Linked DNA regions of Homo sapiens: region 1 is linked to region 2. The links are chromatin contacts, found by Hi-C or POLR2A ChIA-PET in ENCODE. All regions are on one chromosome and are shown on one strand. The core of a region is the stretch at or near the end of the contact, and the rest is flanking DNA. Distances in the headings are between cores, read along the strand shown. Region 1 overlaps TMEM63A (transmembrane protein 63A). Region 2 holds the start of LEFTY2 (left-right determination factor 2).

Evidence for each region. A loop is a pair of places that touch in the nucleus more often than their neighbours do. ChIA-PET counts read pairs that join two places held with the same protein, here RNA polymerase II (POLR2A). Pooled maps may share reads with other maps.
Region 1: a loop to region 2 is called in a pooled map, with 5 times the contacts of the local background. The contact joins the enhancer-like site here to the promoter of LEFTY2 in region 2. A Hi-C loop is called at or near these places in 1 of 37 single-sample maps with no recorded cell type and 3 of 50 pooled maps. POLR2A ChIA-PET finds 5 or more read pairs at or near these places in 9 of 52 experiments (B cell, CD8-positive, alpha-beta memory T cell, H1 and 5 more).

The regions. Positions count from the first base shown.
Region 1 is chr1:225,844,551-225,851,590 of GRCh38, reverse strand. TMEM63A (transmembrane protein 63A) reads left to right here. Exons shown (of 25, transcript NM_014698.3): 21 at 1,512-1,679; 22 at 2,579-2,694; 23 at 3,037-3,099; 24 at 4,378-4,557; 25 at 4,659-6,055. The coding sequence ends at 4,551. It overlaps EPHX1 (epoxide hydrolase 1), which reads right to left. Exons shown (of 9, transcript NM_001136018.4): 8 at 6,968-7,040; 9 at 6,028-6,445. The coding sequence ends at 6,244. Among named protein-coding and RNA genes, the nearest start is that of TMEM63A, 34 kb to the left of the region's middle. RefSeq lists enhancers at 815-1,361, 3,190-3,239, 4,875-5,685. Within about 2 kb of position 3,435, at least 12 of the 41 ENCODE cell types and tissues checked have a DNase peak (open chromatin) inside an H3K27ac peak, as active enhancers do; they include B cell, where a contact is called at or near this core.
Region 2 is chr1:225,939,970-225,946,412 of GRCh38, reverse strand. It overlaps LEFTY2 (left-right determination factor 2), which reads left to right and starts at 5,193. Exons shown (of 4, transcript NM_003240.5): 1 at 5,193-5,522; 2 at 6,411-6,443. The coding sequence starts at 5,273. RefSeq lists enhancers at 183-762, 2,499-3,078 and a silencer at 3,615-3,674.

The DNA.
Region 1 (7,040 bases), core at 2,186-4,685, 93 kb after region 2:
CAAGAACAACCTGGCCAATATGATGAAACCCTGTCCCTACTAAAAATACAAAAATTAACTGGGCATGGTGGCAGGCGCCTGTAATCCCAGCTACTCGGGAGGCTGAGGTAGGAGAATCACTTGAACTCAGGAGGCAGAGGTTGCAGTGAGCCAAGATTGCACCAGTGCACTCCAGCCTGACCAATGAGCGAGACTCCATCTCAAAAAAAATAAAAAATAAAAAAACAAAAGAACCTGGCATAATAGAAAAGGCAGCACCCACTTTCTGTTGGTCCCCTGTGTGCTCCTGTGCCACCCCTGGGGTAAGACCCTTGGGCCTCATTCTCTGTTGACTGTGATGAGGGCAGGGATCAGCCGGGTGGGAGAAGGCCAGGGGTGTGGGAGCACTGACATACAGGGGCTCAGCATGGGAAGGGCTGGGGAGGAATTGAGGCCAGGCATCCAACTGTGAAACAGCCTCTTTCCAAGATGATTCTGGAATGTTAGTGTTCTGTGGGGACAGGATCACAGACACTGTGACTCCCTTGGTGCAGGGTCTGTCCCACAGACCCTGACCCAGCGACGGATGAAAGACATACACTGCCGGGTGCGGTGGCTCTCGCCTGTAATCCCAGCACTTTGGGAGGCAAAGGTGGGCGGATCACGAGGTCAGGAGATCGAGACCATCCTGGTTAACATGGTGAAACCCTATCTCTACTAAAAATATAAAAAATTAGCCGGGCATGGTGTCAGGCGCCCGTAGTCCCAGCTACTTGAGAGGCTGAGGCAGAAGAATGGCATGAACCCAGGAGGCGGAGCTTGCAGTGAGCCGAGATCGCACCACTGCACTCCAGCCTGGGCAACAGAGACTCTGTCTCAAAAAAACAGACAGACAGACATACACTGACAGATATTTTGCCTGTCAGTGCGGCTAAGGGGCTCTGCAGCCTGAGTCTGCAGTGTAGTCCTCAATGCCAGGCGAAGTTCGCATTTATTTAGTACAGACTAAATGACAAAGGTCTCGAGTAAACACCACTAGAGGGTAATTAACATTGCCGACCCCCTGAATAGCGAGCAATCATGCACCAGTGGATGATCAAAGGTTGGTCTTAGGACCACATGAGTAAACAAGCTATTTAGGTAAACTCCCCCACATTCCTATGTATCTGCACCCTAAGCTTTTAAGAGAATTCAGCTGCCTTCAGCCAAACCCTTTACTGAAGCTATGCAAACCTCTCGGCTTTCCAAGAAGGTTTGTGTCTATTTCCTATAACTTTATCTTAAATTTTCTCCCACCACCCTGACCGATCCCCTACACCTTGGGGTCACAGATAAGTGAGGAAGTGGGTAGGAGAGAGAAAGTGAAAAAAAACTAGTAGCCAGAGGTGCAGGATGCCTCATTTTGTGTTCAGGCAGTAGAGCAGCAGCCCCAGCCCTGGCTCCTTGCCAAAATAGCCGCCCCGGAGAGGAAGAGGACAGAGGTGTCTGTGTGGCCCTGCGAGGTCTCCAGCTCACAGCCCCATCCCCTGCAGGCCTCATCTACATCCTGCTCAAGCACATGGTGGACCGGCACAACCTCTACTTCGTCTACCTCCCAGCCAAGCTGGAGAAGGGGATCCACTTTGCCGCTGTGAACCAGGCCTTGGCAGCCCCCATCCTGTGCCTCTTCTGGCTCTACTTCTTTTCCTTCCTGCGCCTGGGTGAGCAGCCCTTCTGACCTGGGGCCAGCCCTTGGCCTCCCAGCCCTGCATCCCCACCAGCCAGTCAGATCCCTCATTGCTTTCACAGCATCAGCATGGCATCCAGTCAGAATGTGGTGCCCAGAGTGAGGGCTGGTTAGGTGTCCCATCAGAACGTGGTACCCAGAATGAGGGTTGGTTACATGTCTAGTCAGAATGTGGTGCCCAGAGTGAGGACTGGTTAGGTGTCCAATCAAAACATGATACCCAGGGTGAGGGGCTGGTTGGGTGTGGTGTTGACAGCCTGGCTCCTAAGCTAGCCCGAGTGCAGGTGTAACCCTTGTGAAGGCCTGGTCAATTGTCCCATACATCCCTGGAGAGAAGATAGTGCCTTTATCAGCTGTGCAGGGACTGAACCAGAGGAAATGGGGAAGCTGATCCAGATTTGCCCTTTGAGGCTGGTGGTTGGGCCCAGCTCCTTGTACCTCCTGGCATGGAAGAGGTGGGGACGTGGAGGAGAGAAAACTGACACTCCTGGGGGAAAGACACGTCTGCCCCGGTCAGACTGGGGGTGTGGGAGGGTCCATCCTCTCTAGCCCAGGGCACTGGAGACTGGAGGGAACGGACCAGCAAGGAGGCTGAAGAATTGCCATTGACTTGGCACCCCAGTGCCTGAAATCTGACCAGGGATGATGCCAGTCATTCAGTGGGTCCCTCTGTGTGTTCCTGGCTGTGAAGACACCATCCTTGCTGCTGGAGTTGAGGGGTGGGGGTGGGGGGTTAGGCCTTACCTTTATTTTCTGCCTGAGGGAGAAGTCACGGGCAGTTTCCACACCAGGTGCGGCCCCTTCCTCAGCAGGGTGAGGGTAGGTGGTGGCCCCTCCCTGCCCACCCCAAGGCTAGCCACCCTCTATCACCAGGTATGAAGGCCCCCGCCACTCTGTTCACCTTCCTGGTGCTGCTGCTCACCATCCTGGTCTGCCTGGCTCACACCTGCTTTGGATGCTTCAAGCACCTCAGCCCTCTGAACTACAAAGTAAAGGCCCCCGACCCCACTGCCCGGTCAAGCCCTGGGAGGAACAGATGGTGGGACGGGCTCGCTGTCAACCCCGCCCACCCTTGTCTGTATCAACACAGCAGCAGCCTTCTCCAGATTCTGCTTCTCCATGGGAAAGGCGTGGGTGGTTGGGTGCCATGTGTAGCTTCCCTTCCTCCCCTCATCCCTGCACTCCCCCACCCCATCCTCTCTCGGGCTGCTGGGGAGCTTGGTGCCAGCTGGTACTATTATTCCGGGTGTTAATAGTCTGTGTGTTTGGAGGGTGTTTGTTCACAGAGATCAGTTTTGTTTATCATCGCAAGTTTTTGCTGTTATCTGCAGACAGAAGAGCCTGCAAGTGACAAAGGAAGTGAGGCAGAGGCCCACATGCCCCCACCGTTCACAGTAAGCTGTGCCCCTCAGCCTCTGAGCTTGTCGCCCTTTTTTTTGCTTTGGTTGTAACAGTCCCAACCAGATGGGCCCCGGCAAATCTTTGATCATCTCTTGCTAAGATCACATGGCAGGCAAGTTTGTGAATTAATGGCAGAGAAGGAATCCTGGTCCCCCTGGGTATTTTAACCTGCATATTTGAAACTGTTGAGGAGATAGAGTCTTGTCTCGATTCATGGCCATCCCCCTTGGTTTCAGTTCCCTGCTCTCTTTCCTTCTCTGCATATTTAATGCCTGGTGAGTTTGGGGCTTTAGTGAAGGCACATGGTAAGGCGCTAGGGTTTGACAAAGGTTTGTCATCAGCGATGCACCTGCCTGTGCGAGGTCCTCCACTAGGCTCCAAGAGGGTGTCAGGCAGACTTCCCTTTGAATTCAAGAAATGAACATTGCACCTGCTTCAGAGGAAGACCCCATGGTAGAGAGACACAGGGCTCCTTGCCTTCCTAGTTCTCTCTGCACACAGCCTCCAGGGTCCTGCTCCTAGGGTGGGGCTGGGAAGGGAAAGCAGAGCCCCAGGGTTCCAGAGCTGTAGTCACCAGCCTTCCTGACAGCCGTGGCCAGGACAGAGCCGACCTCATCTGCAGGGTTCTTTCTGGTGGCTGCCTCCCAGGTGTCAGGCTCTCTTATCGGTGTCTGTCCTTGGACAAGTTCCAAACAAGGGAGGGCCTCAGAAGGACTCATTACCCAGCGACACACCTGTGGCTATGCTGGCCAAGCAGGGAACATGCAGGACAGGTGGATGATGTCAAGCCCTCACAGCCAGGGTCTCAGGAGGAGTATGGCAGGGCTCTGTGCCTGGGGTCAGTGGCTGGAGCCTGGGATTGGGAGGAAATGAGACTCAAAATGAGACTCACACAGATATGTTGAGCATCCCAGGGGTCCCAGGGCAGCGTTCTAAGCCCCCCTATATAGGTAGACTTGTTTCTTCTACAAAGTGAGAAATCCTCCTAGGATCCAGGGCTAGGAAGTTTAGTTTCCTCTGAGAACTGCTCTCTTGTGCTTCCTTCTGTGATCATGAGAACTGTATAACTGTGCTTTCTCTTTTGCCCTGGCTGCTAGGAAATTCTGCAGGTGTCATATTTTCGGTCTTAATGTCCTAAATGGATGTCGGTGTTTCTTCATATGTCCTTTATGGCCACTGTCTGTGTCCTGTTGGGAGAAGGGCAGGAGGGGAGGGATGCAGTGTGGAAGCTCATGCCTGTCCAGGCCAAGCACAAATCCATTTGCTGACAGCCCTACGTGCCTCGGATTCTGAACGGCTTGGCCTCGGAGAGGACAGCACTGTCTCCGCAGCAGCAGCAGCAGCAGACCTATGGTGCCATCCACAACATCAGCGGGACTATCCCTGGACAGTGCTTGGCGCAGAGCGCCACGGGCAGTGTGGCTGCTGCCCCCCAGGAGGCCTGAGGCTGGGTGAGCTGCTGGCTGGGCCAGGCTCAGGGGAGCCTGTGGGGTGAGAAGACAGGTGAAGCGGCCTGACTCCCAAGTTCATGACTTCTTCCCATCTGTTTTAGGTCTCACTGCTCTGAAAAGACACAACCAGAATGGCCTGGGGCTCAGGCCCTTGGCTGAGTGGGAATGCGTTGGGACTGCCCAGCTGAGCTATCAGGTGCCCATCTTTTCTGGTCCCAGCAGTGGTGAGGAGAGCACAGGCAGGCCTCGCCCCTCCCTTGCTCACCCAGTTTCCCCTCCGGCACAAGCTTCCAGCTCTGCAGCTGGGGTGACATCCCCAGTGGTTTGTCGCCAAGACCATGTGGTGGACTTTTCGCCCCCCAAACTGATGAGTCCGGGAGAATATATGGAGAGAGAGATGTAACAAGGGGAAGGCCTCCTCCCTTCTGAGCACACACACAACCGATAACCAAAGAGATGCTGCAGTCCAGGTCTGAGGTCCCGCTGGCATCCAGCTCCCTGCTCCATGGCCAGTCCCTCCCCAGCCCAGCAGTCCCTCCAGGCTACATCCAGGAGTAAGCTATGGGGAACAGGTTGGGAGGTGGCCAGTGCTCCTGCCAGCTGTGCACACATCTCTGTATCCCGCTAGAGTTCTGTGTTTTTGTATCATGTTGTCAGGGACGCTAGCTGGGTCAGGGTTACCCCATAGCAGGCAGGGACAAGGACCACTCATAATATGCCCATTGGACCACAGTTAAGATCCAGCCTCTCTCACCTCTTCAGGGCTGAGTGCATGAGTCTGCACCTCCAGGCAGGCTCTGTGCAGTACTCACCCCCTCCGTCTGCTCCCTCCAAGGTGTGGGGGTGGGCAGTGCTCAGGGCCTCCTCGGAGCCAAAGGACAGCATGGTCGGCACAGAGGAAGGGGTACCTGGGCTGGGTGCAGGGCCATCCCACTGCCCTTGAGCTGTGGCTCTGGCAGGAAGGAGGGGCAGCCCATCCCTCTTCTCCCTCCTGGGGATTCTGGGGAATGGGATGCAACTTAAGACTTCTGCCTGAGAAGCCTCCTCCCTGCTGCCTCCAGGGGGCACCAAGGCACAAGCCTGTGCAGTAGGGGCGGGATGGGGGTGTGGAAGAGCAGGTCCAGGCTCCTAGCACAACTGGCCTGGGGCCTTGGCACCTCTGTAGGCCCTGCCTGTGCCTGTCCGCTGGCCTGGGGGGCCTGGGCTTATCTGGGCCTTCTCACTCAGGGACTCTCTTGACGCTGACTTGCCCCCGCAGTGGTGGCCAGTGCTGCCTCTGCTCCAAGCTGCCCCTGCGCTGGGAGGGGTGGGGGCGGTGCCATTGGTCTGGTGCAGCATAGCCCTGGCCAGTGGCCTCATCCCCAGCAGGCCTCCCGTGCCTCTGCCAGCAAGGAGGGGCCGGCCAGCTCTGCTTGCACAGGGGGCCCCATGTGGGGTCAGCGCACGCTCATGTCACTGAGTTCCAGCCGCTTTTAGAGTAAAGTCGTTTATCATCAAAGCCATGTTGCTTACCACACGGAGTTGGGGGTTGGGGAGTGAGCTTGGAGGGGTGAGGGGGTGAGCGTGGGCTCCCAGCATGGGCAGGGGACGGAGGCAAACTCATTCCTCAGAAAAGGGGTATCTTCCCCAAGAAAAGCCTGGAGGGCACTTGTGGGGGGAGGTGGCAGGCGGGGGGAGAGGGGTGGGTCATTGCCGCTCCAGCACCGACAGGAACTTGCGGATGTCCTGGGCGAGCAGCTCCGGCTCCTCAAAGGCCGCAAAGTGGCCCCCACGAACCATGTAGGAATAGGAGATGAGCTTTGGGTACTTGAACCTCACCCACTTTTCAGGCGTGTGCAATAGCTCAAAAGGGAAGGCAGAGAAGCCAGTGGGCACATAGACCTTCATCCTGGAAGTGAAAGAGCCGACGGAGGGGTGAGGCTGTGGCCCTGCGCCCCTCCGTCCTGCACAGCAGGGGGTTAAAGCGCCTGGGGGTGAGATCAGCTGGCCCACCCACAAGGAGCCATAAAGAAAAGGACAAATCCAGGGTCTCAACCGCTCTCCCCTCACTGAGGGCCTTCTCTTTTCTGGGAGGGCCACCCAGGCAGGGGCATGGGACAGCCTCTAAATCCCCACCTTTGAGGGTTTCCATGTGAGACTTGGAAATCCCAGAACCATCAGTGCCACTCCAGACCAGCATCCTAGACTGGGGAGCGGTACTGAGGGCCGCCCGGGAGCCAGGCACCTGGTCCCTCCATGAGGGCTTTCTCCAAACACCTCGACCTTTAGTGTTCCCATCCAAGGGCCCCTGGGGCACCTGCAGGCAAGGCTATACTTATCCCACCACCAAGTGCCCTTCGTGGAGCCCAAGACTGGCCGTCCCCCTGCCTCCAGCCTCAGAGGCCCCTGTTCTCGGCTCAGCCAGGCTCACCGCTCATGCTTCTGGGTCATCCAGCCCTGTCCCAGGTTCTCCTTGTAGAAGCGCTGGGAGGAGATGATGGTGC
Region 2 (6,443 bases), core at 3,944-6,443:
TGCCTCGTGGCTCCATCATGGCCAAGCTGGGTGGGTGGGATGGCTGGGACGGATAACACCATATTAGGGAGACAGGAGTGGTCCAGGGAGGACAGAGCAAGCGGAGAAGTTTGGGTTATCTGAAGGTCATCTGGGTTGGAAGAGACTTTGGTCCTAAGTGCCTCAGTCCTAACGGATATGCACACCAACAAAACAGCTGGCAGTGCAAAGCATCCACATCCTCACACAGCATCCATACAATTACACCTAGAGCATCTGCAACATAACATCTCCAAAGAAAAAAAAGTCTTCACAACATCTTAAAACCCCTAACAATAGAGGTTCAGAAACAGTCTGCATTTTTTCCACTTTAGTAATTTTTGATTGAGACAGCTTGGTTAAGTAGTATTCCCTGTTCTTCAAACACCGTCCCTCCCACCAGGACAGAAGAGGCTTTTTTTACAATTTTTCAAGCCTGACCTGACCCCACAGCCAGACTCTCCACTCAGACCCTCAGAGGCCCAGCTCCTTCCACTGCATGACAAAGGGTGGCTGCCCTCTCTCCTGACGACTAATCAGACCATTGTAAAAAGTTTCCCAATCCACATTCAAGCTCTTCTTTTGGCTGCTAGCTAATTGCCCAATTATTTTATTTCCCCAAACAAAACTCTTCAGGCTGCCGGGAATCCACATTTAGGACCCAGGCCTGTATCTTGGGCCTCAGGAGTCTGGGGGATTTGGCCTTTGTCTGTTTGTCTGCTTCTCACGCCTCCCTGCCCCCTGCCCAGACCCGACCCTGGGTTGACTGAGTCCCCAGCTTGCCTGGGGCTGACAGATGACCCTACTGGCTTCAGGGGGTCAGGGCAGGACTGGAAATAGTTTGAGGGCATGGAAAGAACTTTGGTCTGGGAGTGGGAAGACCTGACTTTATGGGGGTATTGATTGTGGATCATCGACTGTGTGTGTTTGGGGAAGATGTCATCTCTCTGAGCCTCATTTTCTCGTTTCTAAAACCCGGGGGGCAGGAGCATGGCCTGGATAGCCAATTTCAGTGCTAAGCTCTCTCTGATTCTACAAACTAGCAGGTGAAATAAAGAGGGTAAGTCGCGTCTGGCTGGACAAACCCCTCCATTGGTGCTAAATGTTCCCCAGCTCCTCCACCTAAGGGAGGTCCCCCAACATCAGGAAGGGATCTCAGTTTCCCAATCGTGGATCACTTGCCCAGGCTACCAGCGGCCCCCAGGGCCACCCTGAGCACTACGTCCCAGACACCCATCCCTGCAGGCAGGATCGGTCCTTAGAGAGGCTGGATATTGACTGTGTAGTTTCACTTCCTGTTGAGGGCTCTGCTCTAGCTTTGGTCCTGTGCTGAGGGGCCGATGCAGAAATATCAGCAAGACATCTGGGGGAGGCAGGGAATCAAGAAGGTGGGGGGTCCCTCCAGGGGGAGGCAGGGAATCAAGAAGGTGTAGGGGGGTCCCTCCACTTTGCTATCTTCTCTGGAAATGAGGTTTCAATTTAGCTGGTCTGTTACCCCAGATGTAGAAGGAGCTCCTGAATCCCTGGGGACTTCCAGAGGTTCTCAGCCCTGTGGTGTTTCATAGCTGGAAGAGAACCTCGAATGGGCATCTGCAGGTCAGGGAAGCAGCAGCAGCAGGGGCCTGGCCTCCCTCAGCCCTGGAACAGCAGGTCCCTGCTAAACCAGAACAGGGGCCTGTGAGGTCTCATTGTGAGTGTCCAGCCTTAGTGAGCTCCCAGTGGGTCTATATGTTGGGGTTCTGGGGAGGGGGTAGTGGCATGCAAGGACAGCCTGGGTGTGATATCCTTGGCACCAGTGATAAGCCACAGGGCTTCCTGTCACCCAGCAGCAAGGGTAGTGGACTATTGCATATTTATGAAACACCAGCCCAGAACAGCTTCCAGAGACTGAGGCCCGCAGGTCCCGGCTTGCCTGTAAATGTGACACTTCTGCACCTTTTGGCCTGACTTAAGACCCAAATGTTTGCATCAAGTAAGTCCTTTCCCTGTTAATCACTTGCAAAGAAAGGCAACAGCTTCTCTTTTGAAGAAAGCTACCCTTGTCACAGAGAGAACAGGAGGTCTTGTTTGGACCGGACACAGTGGTGGGAATTTATATTTCACGGGATGTTCCAACTATGGGAGATGAGTGCCAAGATGGGATTTGAATTCCTCCTTGTGAATTACACAAATCCCACGGAAATATAGATGGGAGAGAAAAGGAAAGGGAAACAGAGAAGCAGCTGAGGTCATGATTCTATGACCCCAAGGGTCTCCTTCTCCCACCCCGGGGTCAGCTGTTAGGATTTCTGTATTTCCTCTTACCTTGGTTTGTGGACACATGTGACCAAATCCCTGTTCCTTCCCTTCAGATACCCTGAGCTCTAGCATCTACTATCTGTATGACTTTGGGCTAGTCAGACAGCAGTTTTATGCTCAGTTTCTTCATCTATAAAAAGGAAATAATAACAGCAACTTCCTCCTCAAGTTATGGTGAGAATAAAGAGTTAACAATAAATATAAAACATTCAGAACAGTGCATGGCCCACAAGCACTATTAGCCATTGTGGTTATTATTTATGCTTATCTGTAGAGATGGGGTCTTGCTACATTGTTCAGGCTGGCCTCGAACTCCTGGCCTCAAGTGATCCTCCTGCCTTGGCCTCCCCGAGTGCTGAGATTACAGGCGTGAGTCACACCACACTCAGCCCATTACGTTTATTATCAGTGTTATTCTTATCCCTCCCCCTTCTCTGATGCTAAACACTCCCCCAACACACACACTGCTAAAAGCCCTTCAGACAGCAGTATCATTCTGGGGTATGCTCTCCCCAGTGAGCTAGTGGACTGGCTCATGCCACCAGCACTCAGCTGGAGCCCAGGTCATTTCCAGACACAGAACAAGGGACAGAAACCTAGAAAACAGAGGCCAAAACTGCCCAGAGGCATGGCCTGTACAAAGCCACAGGTACTGGGGGCAGATTGAGGTGGGAGCCCCCCATGCCTCCTCAAACACACACTGTAGACTGGCTGGGTTCAAATATGAGACTTCCATATACATATACATATGCATTTGCATATATATGTGGTGGCATGAAGTCCCTGGGCTTTCATCCAAAAGAAATTCCACCTTCGAGCACCAGAAGATTCCCTCTTCCTCTGCCTGAAATGTTTGAGGACAGAAGCAGGGGGATGACATGGAGAGACCTGTCAGTGACACAGCATTCCCACAAAGGGGCCAGAGTGCCCCCATTTAGAAGGTGAAGGGGGATGACATGGAGAGACCTGTCAGTGACACAGCATTCCCACAAAGGGGCCAGAGTGCCCCCATTTAGAAGGTGAAGGGGGATGCCCCTTGCCCGGCAGCCCCCTTGGCCCAGGGTCCTTGTCCTCCTCCACCATCCTTACTCATGCGACAGAACATGGGCAAGTGAGGCTGTGGAGTTTTGGGAAGAGCTTCCCCCTGCACATCCTCAAATCCCCTATGCCAGTGCCAGAAGGAGATGCCTACAGAGACAGAGGCTCCATTTAGCTCCCAAGCCCTTCATTGAGGTTGGCGAGCAGGTCACTTCCCCAGGCAGTGGTCTGACCTTGCATCTGCAAGATGCACCTGAAACTGACACCTGCCTCCTAAGGGCTGTGTGAATACACATTCAGAGCTTAGAACAATGACTGGCACATGCACTCAGGAAATGTGTGCTATTATTGTTGTTGAGAGTTTTATAAAAAGCCACGACCTGGCCCGGCACGGTGGCTCATGCCTGTAATCCCAGCACTCTGGGAGGCCAAGGCAGGCGGATCACCAGGTCAGGGGATCGAGACCATTCTGGCTGACACGGTGAAACCCCATCTCTACTAAAAATACAAAAAATTAGCCGGGCGTGGCATGCGCCTGTAGTCCCAGCTACTCGGGAGGCCGAGGCAGGAGAATTGCTTGAACCCAGGAGGCAGAGGTTGCAGTGAGCCTAGATCGCGCCACTGCACTCTAGCCTGGGTGACAGAGTGAGGCTACGTCAAAAAAAAAAAAAAAATGCAAAAAGCCACGACCCTGTGAATGCAGATTTCAGGCAGATAATAATGATAGCAAACCCTTACAGAGTGTTTACCTGTCACTAGACACTGGGTGAAACATCCTGCATGTATTAATGCATTTAATCTTCACACTAACCCTATGAAGAAGACCTTATGATCATCACCCTCTTTCTGTAGATGAGGAAACTGAGGCACTGAGAAGTTAACTCACTTGCTAGCAGGTCAAACAGTTAGCAGATGGCAGTTCTCATATTTGAACGTGGCCAGTCTAAAATGTGTGTTTGAAGAGACACAGGGGGGCTCCCACCTCAATCTGCCCCCAGTACCTGTGGCTTTGGACAGGCCATGCCTTTGGGCAGCTCTGGCCTCTGCTTTCTAAGTCCCTGTCCCTTGTCTGTGTCTGGAAATGACCTGGGCTCCAGCTGAGTGCTGGTGGCATGAACCGGCCAGCCAGCTCACTGGGGAGAGCACACCCCAGAATAATTCTGCTGTCTGAAGGGAGGACTCCTGTGCTGTGGTCACGTGACTGCAAAGGCACTTGCTGAAATTGCTGTTCCTGGGACTCCTAAAGACAGTAGAGCTGCCAGATTTGTGTCCTGACCGTGTCTAGACAGAGGATGTCATGGGGGGAGGGCAAGGACGGTGCGACAACCCTGAGGGACCCCTGGTGTGGGGAGAGGCAGGGGGTGTGCAAGGAGTGTAGGTTGGAGGGAGATGACCAAGGGGCTTCTGTGAATGTGGCCAGAACCAGCAGGAAGGCAGAATCCTTCCCGCCCTTCCTTTATGATTTGCAGACCTGGACCCAGCCCAGCCTCCAGAAGAGACTTAAAGAGATTTAAGCAGCTGGCTAGCAGGACTTTGTTTTTCACAGAATAGACTCACTTTTTCATAGAACAGGGCTGGGGTAAGGCCAGGAAAATTCAACAGGCACTAAAAATATTGTCAAGCTGCTGACAGCACAGCCAGAGGCCCCAGGCCTGGGTGGCATCCAGACAGCCCTGTCCTTTCTAGACAGCCCCCTCCTCCAGGCTCAGGGACCTGTCTGGCTGTGAGCTCCCAGGAGGTCCCAGGGGTGTGACCTCCCTCCCTCCCTCCCTCCCTCTTCCCTTCACCCCAGGCCAGCCCAGGGCCAGCTATAAAGCTGGCCCAGCCTGGCTCTCAGCACACCCAGCTGCCTGAGACCCTCCTTCAACCTCCCTAGAGGACAGCCCCACTCTGCCTCCTGCTCCCCCAGGGCAGCACCATGTGGCCCCTGTGGCTCTGCTGGGCACTCTGGGTGCTGCCCCTGGCTGGCCCCGGGGCGGCCCTGACCGAGGAGCAGCTCCTGGGCAGCCTGCTGCGGCAGCTGCAGCTCAGCGAGGTGCCCGTACTGGACAGGGCCGACATGGAGAAGCTGGTCATCCCCGCCCACGTGAGGGCCCAGTATGTAGTCCTGCTGCGGCGCAGCCACGGGGACCGCTCCCGCGGAAAGAGGTTCAGCCAGAGCTTCCGAGGTGAGACCCTCCCTCCCTGCTGGCCCCGGTCCCATGGTCGGGGGCAGGCCGGTTGTGCCCACTCTGGAGGTGTCGAAGGGCCCCTGGCCTTTTGGGACTCTGTGGGAGGCTGTGTGAGGGCCACGGTCCAAGGAGCAGTGAGGAGGAGCCGGGCCTGGGTCCAGGGTCTCCAGCTGTGCACTGAGGCCCCCCTCCAGCCCAGGGGAGGTGCACCAGGCTAGACCTGCTGGAAAAACCAAGACTTCAGAGAAGGGGAGGGTAGAGGAGAGAAAGTAGAGCTGGGGGAGCAGGTGAGTGTGTGCCTCAAGGCACTTGGTGCAGCTGGACTCCCAGGGTATGTTTTCACACTGCCACTCTGGTCTGAGCCTGACCTTGAGTAAATGGCTTTAAAATCCTCTCTCCACCATGTGCTCATCTGGAACAGGGGTATGACTATGTCTTCGCCATCTCCCAGCACTGTGAACGTCAAAGTGAGTCCTTGTGGATAGAAGCGTGTTTGGATAACTGAAAAATACCTAAGTAGACTACCTGGGTTATACCTGGCTGTCAGGGGTGCAACTGGGCCTGAATCCTCCTGCAGCCTCTCGCCTCCCTAGCTCCTCAGTGCCCAGAGCTAGAGCCAGTGCCAGGCACCTGGGTGAGGATTCTGCTCCCAGCATCTCAGCTGAGGCAAACTTGCTAGCCAGGGTCCCACAGGCCCCCCTGCCTGCTGGATGGAAATTGTTACTAAACAAGGCCCAGATCCAAGGAAGATTTGTAAACTGGGTTTGCCCCAGAGATAGAACAGGGCCGGTGTCTCCTGGCCTGGCTGCCAGCTCAGTGGCCCTGCCATCCTCAGAGCTCCGCTGGAGTCCGGGGAGGCCCTGCTGACCCTGCTCTTGTCCCCAGAGGTGGCCGGCAGGTTCCTGGCGTCGGAGGCCA